2 separate regions of the Mus musculus genome follow, and region 2 is linked to region 1. Evidence: chromatin loops called from intact Hi-C (ENCODE). Cell type or tissue: left cerebral cortex. All regions are shown on one strand. Each heading gives the region's core, and the rest is flanking DNA. Links, peaks and the distances in the headings are about the cores only.

Region 1 (7,544 bases), core at 2,372-6,371:
ATGAAACAGATAAGCTAGAAGACTTTCTAGCAATGGAATACACGCTCAAAGTCTTCTGGGAAATGGAGCATGTGGAGCAGGAGGGAGTGGTGGATGGTGGATGGCGATGAATAATTTTGGAGCTAGGGAGTAGGGGTGCTTTGAACAGTACAATGCATACTCTGTTGCCTCTCAATTGCTATTTTAGAAGTAGCTAAAACTGAAGCCATCTAATACTATATGTATTTTAGCAGAATTTTAAAAAATGTTGCATTTGTTTCAATGCTCCAGTCGGGAAAGCAGAGGATAGTGTGGGCGGCAGGGATTAGACACTGGTGGGAGGCTGCCTGGTGCTAGATTGAGCACATGAGTGCTTCTCACATGGCTCCACTCTGGTGTACCTGGAAGCAACATTATGTAGAGAATCATGCTTCGGTTGGTGCCAGAGGATGGACCAAAACCATTCTGGGACACATGATCAAAGCATCTTCCCAAGCATGTCTATGTCCTTTCTCCCAATCACATTTTGGAAAAGACATAGTGTCAAGACCTCCCAGGGATGCATCAACAGTTCTCAAGTCATTGGGAGAAAATGTCCTACCATTGGGTCCTATTAGGCCACATAATTGCCGTCCCCAAAGAGAGCAGTGGAAGCCAGCAACTCCAGTCTTTCAAAATTAGATTGGACAAAATACTTTCAAATATTCAATAGGAAACACTCCAGCTCTAGGCAGGCACTAATGTTAGTGATTTCTATAATCTTGTTTCTCTATTCAGCTGCAGCTGAGGGCCGCTCCATTCTTTTCATCTCACTGAGGAACAAAATGATTGTTAAATTATGTAATGGGACTCTAAAGAAGGAAAGAAAGAAACTGAAAGAAACCAGAACTTGCCAGCAATGAGTTCCTACAGCCACACAGCAACACTGATAATTACTTCCACCACGCAGCAGGGACCTTCCCTCCCCATAAGTAGCCCCATCTCATTAATAAACAGACATAGGGCTCAACATGCCAAGCCTGACTAAGTGAGGCAAGTCAGGATCTCACATGGAGGATGCAATGGATCATTAGTATCTCCCAGGAAAGACAGCTTCCTCAGAGTTTACACTAAGTCAACAAGATACATCAGCACTTATTTAGAACTTAATATGCTGGGCACTTAACAGCTTGCTGATTTACAAACAAAACAAAAAGTAAACAAAAATCTTTTGCATGACTCTCATCTCAGTTTTCTTTTTATTGTCTTTGGCCTTACCCAGAGTGAATACTCATTAAGGCATAAAAAACATCATCTTAGTAACTTTGTGACCTAGACACTGCATTAGTTACATGACCTGTTACAAAAGCGTGTTGTCTTACAGTTCAAAGCCATAGCCTATCACAGTGAGTAAGGCGAAGTGTGAGAAGATCGGAGCAGCTGGTTACATTGTATCCATAGTGAGGAAGCAGAGGAAGATGAAGGCTTTTGTTCCGCTAGATTTCTGCCTTTTGTTCACTCTGGGACCCCAGCTCATGGAATTGTCTCACCATAGTGGATAAGTCTTTTATATCAAGGAACTTAATCAAGATAACCCTTCACAAACATAGCCAGAGGCTAGCCTAGTCTCGATAGTACATCACTGACTTGGCCAGAGGATTTGCTCTTGGGTGATTCTAGATCCTATTAACATTTGGTCTGTTTTTTCCTTCCAGTCCCATGCTTCCAGAAATAAGAGTCTCAAAATGTCAATTGGCCATACAGCTAGGCTTTTCTCTGACTAGACCATAACTTAAAATAACCCATTTATTCTAGTCTACATTCTACCATGTGGCTGGTTACATGTGTTCAGATACCATGCATCTGTCTCGTCCTCACATCTTTCAGGGTAAATCTCCCACTGGGCAGTATCCCAGAATCCTTTCTGCCTCCTGATATCCCACCTCCTATTTCTTGCCTAAGCTATAGGCCATCATATTTTTCTTAGCAGGGGTCATATCCATACAGACATACAATATTCTGTCAACAAGATCCTATCAAGTTGACACTAAATGATAACCGCCATAGACATGTTCCCTAGCCAGGACTATCCCATCTCCACTCTGGTTAAATTGCTATGAATAAGCATCGGGGACCAGGAAGATGGCTCAGGGTTTGAAGTGTTTGTCATGCAAATACAAGGACCTGAGTTCCACACACAGCACCCAGATAAAACTGGGTATGCAACCTGTACTTGTGAGAGCAGTACTGGGCAGGCAGAGACAGGAAGATCTCCAGAGCTTGTCAGCTCAATAGTGTAACCTAATTGGCAACCTAACTGGTTAGAATAAGAGATGCCCCAACCTTTACACACACACACACAGACGACACACACACACACACACAGACACACACACACACACAGACATTCAGACACACACACACACACACACACACACACACACACACACATGGATAGCTCCTGAGGAAAACACCAGAGGTTAACATCCAGCATACGAGTGCTAACACACACACATATGCAGGTACATTGCACAAAAAAAGAACATGCATATATATAAACCATAGACATACAGACCTGATGTGAACGTTAGTTTCACTAACAAATGGAAAGCTGCCAGTAACCAGAACCCTCAAATATATATAGCTGACTGCCTCTTAGCATGACCACTCTGTCCTAGAGGTCATGTTCAATTGCGTGGTAATGTCACCGGGCAGAAGGAGCTTGAAAGGCAATGGGCATAGGTGCTTCTAGGGCCTCTGATGAAACAGTGCCAAGTCATTTTGCTCAAGTTTGTACCACAAAACAAAGAGACAGTCTACCCTCCAGACAACGTGTTGTTCCAAGGAAGGAGGCAGTAATGGAAGTGTCAGACAGGATACTGAAAGAAATCAGAGATTTAAAAATCATCAGTATCCTCTGAACAACTGGGTCAGAAACTATTCCTACCACTTGGGAAGAAAGAAAGGAGGCTAAATTGAATTCGGTGAGAGAAGTGTGCTTAAGCAGATGGGGACTGGCTTGGGGCCTGAAGGATGGATTCTAAAAAGAGCATGGTATAATGTGAATAGATTATAAAAATAAATGCTTGGATTACTTGAATAACTATGTCTGTCTAAGTAAAAAAGGTTGTTTTCTAAGAACTGAGTCCTGACACATTTCGCAATTCACATGGTTGATTGCTATAGATTTTTGCCAGTTGTCTATTACTATGAAACACAATATTGTTTCTTTGCAGTGTTGAGGTAGAAATATTACTTAGTAATGGAGTTTATGAGAAGCTCTAGTTCCAACATCTCTCTCTCCCCCCTCTCATGCACACATACACAGGCATGTATACAAACACATATGCACATGCATATACACATATGTATTCACACATGCACACATATGCAAACACACACGTGTATAACTTTTGCCAAGAATGTGCTTTATTCTCCACCTCTCCTAGATATGACAGAAGCATGGAGTCAGCCCTGATTTCAGTCTTCTTCACATGGCACAGAGCATAGGTCTTGGCAGAGAACCATGAAGTCCAACCACTTCATTTTACAACCTCAGTGACTTCTGAAGGTCAATTCTGAGATAATTTTCCAGATCCCGAGAGAATTCAGTCACTCGTTAGTTAATCAGCTCTAAGTTCCTATAGAAAGGAACAAAGTCTCAAGATGGCATTTTAATGTTGTAGGTCCTAAGTCAGAATGTCTGGACAGGAGCCTGTCCTTCTAAGATGATGCCAGTCAGTCACCCACAAGAATAAGTGACAATAAGTGGATCCTTTCTCTTTAGTGGGAAAGAGAGGGTCAGGCAGCAGGGCTGGGAACAGGATCAAGGGGTTGAGTTCTCCCTAGGATGAACCAAACCTCTGAAGAGACTAAGAAAAGTTTAGAAGCAACTTCCAAGAAATCCCAGCCCTGTAAAAAATCAGCCTAGTGACCTTGGAGGTTTAGAAAGCTCCGGGAGGAACGTGGTATTTTTATCTTGTGTGGTTGGGAAGAGCCACAGATCCCATCTGCATGATTTATGAAGGTGTGAACCAAACTCAAAATTCAGCAGCTTTGAAAGAAGTTGCTTCATTTGCCAGGGGTCGTTTAAATCTCACAATAGGAAATGCCTCCATACAGAAACACAAAAGCAAACTGAACAGCCTTGCATATTCAACTTTAAATGAGCATGTATTGAGGTTTAAAAAGAAAAAAAATTAATTTTTATTTTTAGACTGGAGAATTCTCAAACAAAGTATAAGTTATGCAAAGATAAAAGGACTGCCAAGTGTCCCCCACGCTGTCCACGAGGTTGCGGGCAGGCTTTTGCTCTGCTAGTAACAAAGGCATTTTGAATAATCCGAGCCAACTGGTATTTTTAGCAAGCAAAGCCTGCCTACAGACCAAGATCATGGGCTATCAGTCATCCATGTCCAAGCAGAGCCAGTGTGACAGCATCCATTTCACAAGCAGCTATGTGCGAACTCCTGGGTAATTTCCTTAGCAGGAGTGACTCATCACATACATATGAGCTCCACAGATTCCAACAAAGGAATTAACCTAAAGGGGAGAAGAAACATAGGCTGTGATAACAGCCCAGCCAGTGAAGTGCTTGCCCTGCAAGCACAAGGAACCAGATCCCTGGCTCCCACAGAAATACACAGGCAGGGGATACTGGAGGACCAGAGACAGGCAGATCCCTGGGACTCGCTGGCCAGCCAGCCTAACGTAATGAGCAAGCTTTAGGCCAATGAGTGGTCTTGTCTCAAAACTTAAGCTGTATGGGTCTTGTGGAATAATTCTTGGAATTGTCCTCTGGCCTCCACATATACCCCACCATAAATACATACGTTTTTACACATACACACAAACACATACCCACACACAAATGCACATGCATACACAGAAATAGTAAGTATGTATAATTCTGCATCTCAAAATATTAAACTCAAACAGAAAAAAAAATAGGAATTAGGAGTAAGGTTTTAGCCAGGTTAAAGGTAGGGAAAGTCAGGCTGGGGAAATGTCTCACTTTTCAATAATGGCACTTGACAAGCAGGCAAGAGGATATGACTTCAAATACCTAACACCCATGTAGACCTTAGGCTGCATGTAACAATATAATCCAAGCATTGGGTCACAGTCAGATAGGTGGATCATGGGTAACCACAAGTCAGGCATCTTCATCAAAAGGAGCATTGAGTCTGGAGAATAGACTTTGTCTTTAAAATATAATGTGGAAAGTAGACTGAGGAAGATAGCTAATGCCTTCCTCTGGCTTCTGCATGGATGGTCATATGTAGATGGACACACACTCATACACACTCAGTGCTCCCCACCACAAACAGAAAAAAACAAAAACCAGAACAAAGCTAAAAATCATAGGCTTTGCAAATTCACGGTAGAGTACCTTGACAGCCGAAGGTCCTGAGAAGCAAGGTGTGGACAAGAACCTTAGGTCAATGTTAATCTAAACCGAGAGCCAGGAGCTTCACAATCAGTTTTGAATACAGACAAAGTCATTCTTTTGTTAAGGCAAAAACCAGTGTAAACAATTTAAATGAAAGTTCTTGGGATTACAAAAAAAATTAGGTTTTCCATCTTGTCAGCAGCCCCACCCCCCACCCCAGTTCATAAATCCTGCACTAAGGGCAAGGCAGCAGCCTCTGCTCAGAGCCGTTCTCCTGACCATTTTAGACTCCCACACTTACAAAGTCCCACCTTCTTGGATTTCTGCTCTCAAGTAATGAGATTCATTTGTTTCCCTAGGACAGTGACTTAGTGTATGTCTACAAAGGAAGTTCTCTACTCATAAAAGCAACAACCAGTGATGGAAATGAGTTTCTTTTCAAGGGGAAAGGCTCATTTTTTTTTTTTTTTTTTTAGATATTTACACAATATTTTCAGCATATTTATTAAAGATAGGATAAACAGCCAGAAATTATTTTTAGTACATATATTTAAGGTAAATAGCAATTTCATGTGATGTAGATTCCATCCATTTTATAGGGTTAGCCATTGAGAGTTATTTGAAACAAAAACATCATTTATTAATGAATCTGCTATCTTTCCCTCAAACCATATAATGTTTGGTGCAAAATAAGCATCCAGTAAATATTTGTTATATTTGTTGAATTATCAAATGAATGAATAAAAGCATGAATAAGTAAAACGATTGATTTATAGTCTCCCATGTTTAATATCTGAAAGGGTAGCACTAATTTCTTTCTCAATGTTAATATATTCTTGGATTTATAGGAATGTATGCAAGCATATGTTCTTTTTTTTTAAACAGTGGGCTGTTGTTGAAAACTTCAACTGGTTTTGTTCTGTTTTTCAGATTTACAGCATTCATAAAATAAAGTGTCATGAGGCATAAAATTTCCTTTTGTGATGACTAAAGAAAGGTATATATTGAAATAAAATGGGGTTTGAAGAGGGTTTGAAGAGGGACAGAAATTATTTAGACTTAATCAAAAGGATCTTACGTTGTACTGTTTAAAATAAGAATTTCTAGTCACTATCTGAGAATCTCTAATGTGATTCTTTTTTTATTAGATATTTGCTTTACTTACATTTCAAATGTTATCCCCTTTCCTAGTTTCCCCTCCAAAAAACTCCTCCCCTGTCCTCCCTCCCCCTGCTCCTCAACCCACCCTGCTGCAGATCCTCTGGGTCCCTTTGTCTGCATGGAATGAGTTTCTGGGGCAGGTGGGCAAGGCATTAGCCAGTGACAGACAGATCAACATGTGAGATTGTGTAGAACCTGAATGTATTCTCACAAAGTGAATACCAGTTTTATATAGTACAGAAAATATATGGGGTTGGAAGTCACAGCAGGCAAGGTACATTGAAGTTACCTGATACAAAACAAAGGAATGACTACAAAGGGACTTACAGGAACCAGGTAAATGTTTACAGTAAAGATAAAGCAGTCCTGCCTAGGGTCAGCTTAGTGACAGGTAAGGATTTCACACTCTAGTGCTATACCTTTGAACCTTGAGAAGGCTAGCACCAGGGGGTTCTGCTCTTGGCAGGCCTCATGAATAATGCAATATCACAACTCCCCTATCTCCTAGGCCTTGCTAAATTCTTTTTTTTTTTTTTTCCATTTTTTATTAGGTATTTAGCTCATTTACATTTCCAATGCTATACCAAAAGTCCCCCTTACCCACCCACCCCCACTCCCCTACCCACCCACTCCCCCCCTTTGGCCCTGGCGTTCCCCTGTACCGGGGCACACAAAGTCTGCGTGTCCAATGGGCCTCTCTTTCCAGTGATGGCCGACTAGGCCATCTTTTGATACATATGCAGCTAGAGTCAAGAGCTCAGGGGTACTGGTTAGTTCATAATGTTTTTCCACCTATAGGGTTGAAGATCCCTTTAGCTCCTTGGATACTTTCTCTAGCTCCTCCATTGGGAGCCCTGTGATCCATCCATTAGCTGACTGTGAGCATCCACTTCTGTGTTTGCTAGGCCCCGGCATAGTCTCACAAGAGACAGCTACATCTGGGTCCTTTCGATAAAATCTTGCTAGTATATGCAATGGTGTCAGCGTTTGGATGCTGATTATGGGGTGGATCCCTGGATATGGCAGTCTCTAC
Region 2 (7,544 bases), core at 1,459-5,458, 56 kb after region 1:
GTGGCAAATTTCCAAAAAGGAAAAGGTCTTGCTAGGTAGCCAGCCAAGTGTCTATCTACCATACTGCTGCTCCAAAGGAGCTGAGACTAAACATGGTGTGCTCTAATGAGCCAGTAGACAACAGGAGTTCAAGCTGAAGTGCCAATGTCCTAGCAAAAGAGCGTCTCATACCATAGGCTCAAAACTGGAATGTGTGTTGTATGAATGTATGCATCTATGTATGTATGTATGTATGTATGTATGTATGTATGTATGTATGTATATATGTATGTATGTAGGTGTGTGTGTGTGTGTGTGTGTGTGTGTGTGTGTGTGTAGGGGTACTGTATGCACACATGTGAGTGCATGTGCATGCCAGAGGCCAATGCTGTGTTTCTTCTCAATTGCTCTTCCACCTTAATTTTTTGTGTATTTATTTTCACTCTATGTGCGTTGGTGTTTTGCCATCATGTATGTCTGTGTGAGGTTGTCTTGTCTTGGAGTTACAGACCATTGTGAGCTGCCATGTGGGTGCTGGGATTGGAACCTAGGTTCTCTGGATGCTGACATGCATGCTTTGGTCCTGATGCTTATGCAGCGAGCAGTTTACAAATTGAGGCACTTCTCCCAGCCTTAGCAAAATGGATGTTTTTATTTCCCATTTTTCAGATATGATGGCTGGCATTCAGCATTTCAGAGATATTGAGGGAGGGGACTAAAAAAGTCATCGTTTCAAAAAGGATTTTCAGTCCTTTCCAAGACCTCTATGGCTGTGAAATTTCCCTGTCTTTTGGAGTTACTGGCCCAGTATACACTGGTAACTGGTAGCATAGGGTGGGGTCCAGCCCCCGGGGGAACTAAGTGAAGGGGAGTAAAGTAGAATTATACAAATGCACCGAGACACAGTAAGACAGATGTTTACTAATATTGACACAGAAGACAAAAGAAGAGAGTTGAAGTTCCTAACTGGGCAAAAAGCAAAGTCTGTGTAGTGCTCAGGCTGGTGCCTATTCTGTGCATGGCTGTTCCAGGGCTTGCTTGAGACTTGCTTCTTCTTCGAGAGTTTATTTTGCATCTGCCTGATTCAGTATGTATAAAGACAGAAAGAAAACTGCCAGACATTCTTATACTATCAGACATTATTCAACAAATGGCCCCACCATTCCCAGAGCCAAGAGAAATTCTATCTAGCTAAGAAATGAAATAATGGAAACACAATCCATAAAGAAGATAATTAGGGCTGGAGAGGCTGGAGCTCAGTCCGTACACTGTTTGCCAAGCAAGCGTGAGGCCCTGAGTATGTGTCCCTCGCACCTGCATGAAAATAATAGAGTTGTAGTGTGTATCGTTAATGCTTGAGCTGGAGAGGTGGAGGTGGGACAAGAGGGAGCTGTCTCAAGAAACAAGGTAGACAGTACGTGAAGAACAGCACCCAAGGTTGACCTGTGGCCTTCATTTGCACGCCACATCACACACGCACATACACACACACACACACACACACACACACACACACACACCACACCACACAGTTGGGTATTTTTCTTTCTTTTTTCATGTATGTGTGTGTGTGTGTGTGTGTGTGTGTATAGTCACACAGAGTTACACCTAACCACATACACAATTTTAAAAACTTTCAAGGTCTCCCTTTAAAAACCATTAGCATTTGAACAACCTCAGTGATCTCCTCCAGGAATGGTAACACCATCCTTCCCTGATAGGAGTTGGGAGAGCATCTGTGTGTCAGATGTTCATACAATGGTTAATATCCTTGTTGCAGGAGCCCTCTGTTAACTGTGCTTCTATTTATCACAACACCGACCTTGAGCTGACTACCTGGAATGGAGAAGAACATTCAGATGGCAATTGGGGCATGCTAGACATGGCACATATGCCAGTACCCATTCCACTTACAAAATGTCCAGCTAAGGTTTCCAATAGCTGGGAATCTCCAGGGATACCAACTGGCTGTGTCACCCTCTCTGGAGGCATTAACTCTTCCTTCATCTTTGCCACCCATTTAAGCAGCAGCTGAGCTGGCACCATGAAATGGAGGCATTGCTACTCTTCCATCCTAACCTAGGCTCATCACGTTACACCAGCAGGGTGGATAGGACCCAGACTATAGACTGCTGAGGGGATACCTCCAAACATCTCTGACAACCACAAGCAATGGCTCCAGTTCTGGTTCCATGGCTGATGAATCTGATTCCCAAGGGAAGTGAGCCTGTTTGGGTTCCTGTACTCAGACTGTCCCTGGACACCACAGATGAATGCGTTTCCCTTATGCTTATATTCCAAGCATATTCTTCCGCTATTGTCTTCCTTTTTTTTTTCTTTTAAGCACAGCCATGATTGATATTTTTGTAATCTCATGAAGAATAATGGCAGCAAAATGAAAAGCATATGTGCTGTCTCCAGGAAGCCACGTGGGCAATAAAATATAGCTGAACCAAGGTTTGGTGGGTATAACTCTTAGTGTCCTTGGGAAACTAGAAGTGATTCTAAAAAATCTTTTGTGATTAATATTTTATTGAGAACTGTGGAGAAACAAAACAAAGAAAATGAACAATCCAGAAACCTTCAGCACCAATAAATAAGGATCCCTTAAAGACCAGTCTGGCTCACGAATGATGTTCTTACTGACAGGAGCAGCTGTCAGAGAGGAAGCGGCAATAGTGTTGTTCTCAGACACAGGAAGATGACTCACGTGTGGAGCCCTCTGGCTGGTTTCTGACTCCCCTCACCTATTTCCAAGGCCCCCTGTCCATCAAAGGAAGCTGAGCCAACAGGAAACCTGGATTCAAAATAACTACCTATAGCAACCGCACAAGCTATCTATGACACCATTAAAGGTGAGCCAAGTCTAGGCTTCTCTTGGCTGGGGTCAGCCAAGTGCCAAGTTACAACAGATTTCAAAGGAACTCCTTCCACCTCAGGCCCATTTATGGCTTCTCTCCACTTTTTTTTTTTTCCTAGGGAATCCATGCCTAGACATGTGCCCTTCTGCTGATTCAGCCTGGTTCTCAGGATTTCTCTTTCTGTTCTCTGGACTTTCTTGGGAACTCTGAGAGACTTGCCTATCTCCCTGGTATGGTTTCATGTAAAAACAATCAATGAAATGATCACAATCTCATTATGAGTTAATAATTACCTCTGTTTTCTCATTAGATGGTTTAGGAGCTTGGATGTTCTCTCTCCCTAGAAAAAAAGTAATTTACACAGCCACACGTGGGCACACTGACAAAAACTTGCCATTTGAGGTTGATTTCTCCTTTGGAATGTGTCATGGTGATCTATGTTAGTGACCATATATACACAGCTTATGGTCCTCAAATTGAGTGGCCATGTGCTTATAGAGAAGTGTGTGTATGTGTAGGAGGTGGTAAAGAAAGAACAGAGAGGGAAAGGAAGAGAATGAGGGAGGGAGGGAGAGATAGAGAGATAGACTATGGTACAGGGGCTTGCAGAATTAATGGCCTCTTTGTACTATGAGTTCTATGGAGCTAAATGGATCCACACTTCAGAAAACAAGAGAGTTAAACTTGGCTCACAGTGGTAGCTGTGCCATCTGGTTTCCAATGAGTTGTTTTTAGCTAAAATTTCAGTTAGATTCATTAAAACCTAAGACACTTTTGTGTTTGGTTTAAACAAATGGGCTCACACAGCCCATTTAGAAAGCTCAATAGAACTGCCTTCTATGTCTTTAGTGGGTAAAACACTTTACAAAATTCCTAGGGGTCAAATTGGATGTTTTTCCAAAGCCAAGTATTTAAAGATAATCTTGACAACTTCTCACCAAATAACTACACTTGCTGCTATTTTGCTGTCTTTGTTTTCAAATCTTTTCTGATACTGGGGGTTTATTTTACATAAGGTGTTTAAGGAAAAATCTAAGACCAATAAGAATAGATTACTTAAAAAGCTGACGAGTCATGCTTTACTGAGATCCAATCAGCTGTCCTTCCTTCTGCTTTCAAAGGCATGCAGAGTATATGCAAGACATTCTGGGAAGGGTAGAGACAGACACAGTAGGGAGAAGTTCATGGCTCACTTTAATGCTGGAGTGTGCAGCAATTAGCAAAGCCCCTGGCGCGGAGGAACTTTATCTTCTCCATCCCTCATTCCCATCCTTGAACAGCCCCTTCAGTTTTAGTTAATCTAAGGCAAACCCAGACACCTCTGCGGTGGTGAGGCCTGGCCAAGAGTGTCTTCAAAGCGCTCTCTGAGGTTAGAGTAGAGGCAGCAGATATAGCAGGAGTATTCACCACCATTGTCAGTACTGTGGCTGTGAGGAATTAGTCTCCCACATTTCTTCATAAAGAACTAGGAAAGAGGATCTGGGGAGATAGCTCAGTAGCTACAGAAGGATGTGGATTAGAGTTTGAACCCAGAATCCACAGAAGAAGGGAAAGAAAAAGCCAGACGTGGTAGCGCTCTATCAGAATTCCAATTTTGGGAAGGCAAAGTTAAGCAGGTCCATGATGATCACTACCCAACCAGCTTAACCTAATTGGCTAGCTCCCAGCCAATGACAGGCCCTGTTTCAGAACATGAGGTGGCACCAGTGAGAGAACTTTGCAGGTAAGAGCAACTGCCACCAAGCCTGATGACCTGATGATGATCCCCATTGTGGAAGAAGAAAATAAACTCTCACAGGTTGTCTTCTGACCTCCACACATGCATCCTGGCATGCTGGCATGCATGCATGTACATGCATGCATACTTGTGCATACACACACACACACACACTGTGTGTATGTGTGTGTGTGTGTGTGTGTGTGTGTGTGAGTGAGTGAGAGAGAGAGAGAGAGAGAGAGGGAGAGAGAGAGAGAGAGATATATTTTTAAAGTCGAGATGGAATGAGAACTAAGGTTGACCTTATGTGCATGTGGGCCCACATAGACAGGGACTCCTATAGGAACCAATACCCACATATACATGCACAGCATACAGACAGGGACTATGGAGAGAAACGAATATGGAGAATCATAGATTCTAGCAAATATCTTTACCAGACACAAATGAAAATTACAAGTCCTACCCAATTTGCCCTGTACCCAATGCTCGAGAGCAACAGTGGAGGCAAGTAGCTTGGCAGGCAGGCAGCTGTAGTTTTACTTTGAAATTCCATTAAATCGCAGCCGTCACAATTTTCTGTCAGTCTGCCCCTCTCCCCTTACACTGAGCCTGGAGCCTCATGTATGCTTTAAAACCATCTCTCATATTGCACCTCATTTTTACCTTTTAATATTAAACAGAGCCTCACTGAGTTTCTTGAGTATGTAAGATCACAAGCCTATACCACCAGGTAATCTTTTCATCCCTGGGAAGATGACAATTCAAAGGCCAATTAGGTATGTAATTGTTAAATTCTGAAAGTTACTGTCACGGACACTGTAGACCCCAGGGTCTACAGGAGGCCAAGCTGCAGGCTTTGTGTTTCTTCACTGGGCTAGAGAACCCAAAGCTCTGAAGTCTCTGGTAGTTACTGAGCACCGAATCCTGGATATTCGTTCCCTCTGAGCCTCAGACGCTCTCTGTGCTTGTTCCCCAGAGTTTGTGAACTGAGAAGCTCAGAGAATGGGGACAGGCATGTTTATTCAGGACTGAAGAGGCTAACCTGCTTATCCTCAGGTCCTTCTGTCACCCCAAGCACCAACACCATTAATGTTCACAAACTTACTTTTTTTTTCCCCGAGACAGGGTTTCTCTGTGTAGCTCTGGCTGTTCTGGAACTCACTTTGTAGACCAGGCTGGCCTTGAACTCAGAAATCCGCTTGCCTCTGCCTCCCAAGTGCTGGGATTAAAGGCATGCGCCACCATGCCTGGCCGCACAAACTTATTTCTTATTTGTGATATTTTTGTTTAAAAGTTTTTTGGTTTTGATTTGGGACACAATCATAGAAGCTTAGTTATTTTAAGAAAACACAAGTACATATTCTTAATATGACCCAGTTACTCTGGAGCAAAGTAATTTTCCACTTTCTCATCTCATTATATTACATCACAACCATTGGAGTATTTAACATCAGTACAAATGCATTCTACTCAAGGGCCATCTACTCAAAACCAACAGAACTTCTCATAAACTTTCCTAAAAGCAATCAGGGCTAGATAAACTCCAAGAAGAATCATCTGTATGATAATTAGATTCAATTGTTAACTCAGTATAACCTAGAATTCCCCAGGAAGAGAGGCTCTGTGAGGGACTATGTAAATTGGGTTGGCCTGTGGGCATGTCTGTGGGGAGGACTGTCTTGGATTCTCTTAGTTAAATTAATTGATATGAGAAGACCAAGCCCACTGCTGGTGGTACCATTCCTTAGGCAGGTGGTGTGTTGAATATGGATGTGACTATCTGCTCTAAGCAAGTCACTATGACTTCCTTCCTATAATAGGCTATACCTGGAAATGTTACAAGTTCAGTAGACATGGTCTCCTACAAGTTGCTTTTTGTCCCATGTTTAATCTCAGCTACAAAAAATGAAACTACAACACCATCTCTGAAGCAAGATGTTCTTAGACCACACTTAATAGTGTCTGTTCCATTATCTTTTCTAACTTTATTCAGAGACTCAGAATATTCAGCCAGAGGTGACTGGAGAAACCACTGACAGTTGAACCTCCCATTTGGCATAGGAACCTGAGGCTTAGATACTACAGTGCCTTTCTTAATTGGATCAATTTGGCCTAAGACCCTGATTTACAAACTAGAAATTCTCTCTCGAAAGGCAGTTGTTTCCTAACATTCTATTTCAAAGTAAATAAATGAATCTTAGGCCACAACACTTCATAAGAACATATCTTGCCATGGCAATGTTCTGAATACTTGTGTTGTCTCTTTTCGCCTCCTGTTCTGCATCGGACACACTGATACACCATTATGAATATCCAAGTAATACTGAGAGTGATAGTTACATTTAATTATCAGCCTGACACAATCTAGATTGTTGTGGAGTGTCAGTGAAGAACTTACAAGATTGGGTTATCCTCTAGGAATGTTGTGAGGGAATATCTAACTAGTTCAGGTAGGACGATACATGTGAATTGTGCATGGTACCATGTTCTCCACAGTTTTCCTCTTATTTACTTCAGTGAAGTATCACTAGTGGGGTCAATATCCCCACTGTGGTTCTGAAGACTCAAACCTAAGGCACGTGTAGGCCAGAAGCCATGCATGGCTGCTCCTGGACCTGTAATGGTGGATGAGTCCACGCAGGTTTCATATCTACCAGCTCTTTTCCTGTCTTGACGAGTTCAGTAGACTTTGAGGTGCTAAGTTCTTCCTGGTTCCACTGCGCCCTACTTTATAGTGCTTCCATGCTGTTAAAAACTATTTTAATTTTGTCAAGCTAAAAATTAGTAATCACCGTGACTTTTGTATCCTCTAAAGCTTCCAATCTTAAGAGTCTAATAGCTTCATTAAAGGAACTGAAGAAATGGACTTTGGAGTCCCTGCGTCTGTGAGTTTGTCAGCAGCTATGAATCCCAGTAGCTCTACCTTTGTGTAATCAGTGTATCTTCATTAATGATGTCACTAAAGTATAACTCTGCTAGTCACA

The links. Peaks named below come from ENCODE experiments on the same cell type or tissue, not always from the same donor. Only the 100,000 strongest peaks of a DNase experiment are listed, where the experiment ranks them.
Region 2: it touches region 1 in a loop (1.8-fold over the local background); 1 of 42 quality-filtered maps calls a loop at or near these places.

The regions. Positions count from the first base shown.
Region 1 is chr3:28,520,180-28,527,723 of GRCm38, reverse strand. The region is part of intron 4 of Tnik (TRAF2 and NCK interacting kinase); the gene reads right to left. Among named protein-coding and RNA genes, the nearest start is that of Mir466q, 100 kb to the right of the region's middle. In left cerebral cortex, for the core only: no CTCF peak of the experiment used is centred there; DNase peaks (open chromatin) are centred at 2,970, 3,996 and 4,382; H3K27ac peaks cover 2,575 bases.
Region 2 is chr3:28,463,320-28,470,863 of GRCm38, reverse strand. All of the region lies in intron 2 of Tnik (TRAF2 and NCK interacting kinase), which reads right to left. Among named protein-coding and RNA genes, the nearest start is that of Mir466q, 47 kb to the right of the region's middle. In left cerebral cortex, for the core only: no CTCF peak of the experiment used is centred there; a DNase peak (open chromatin) is centred at 3,555; H3K27ac peaks cover 990 bases.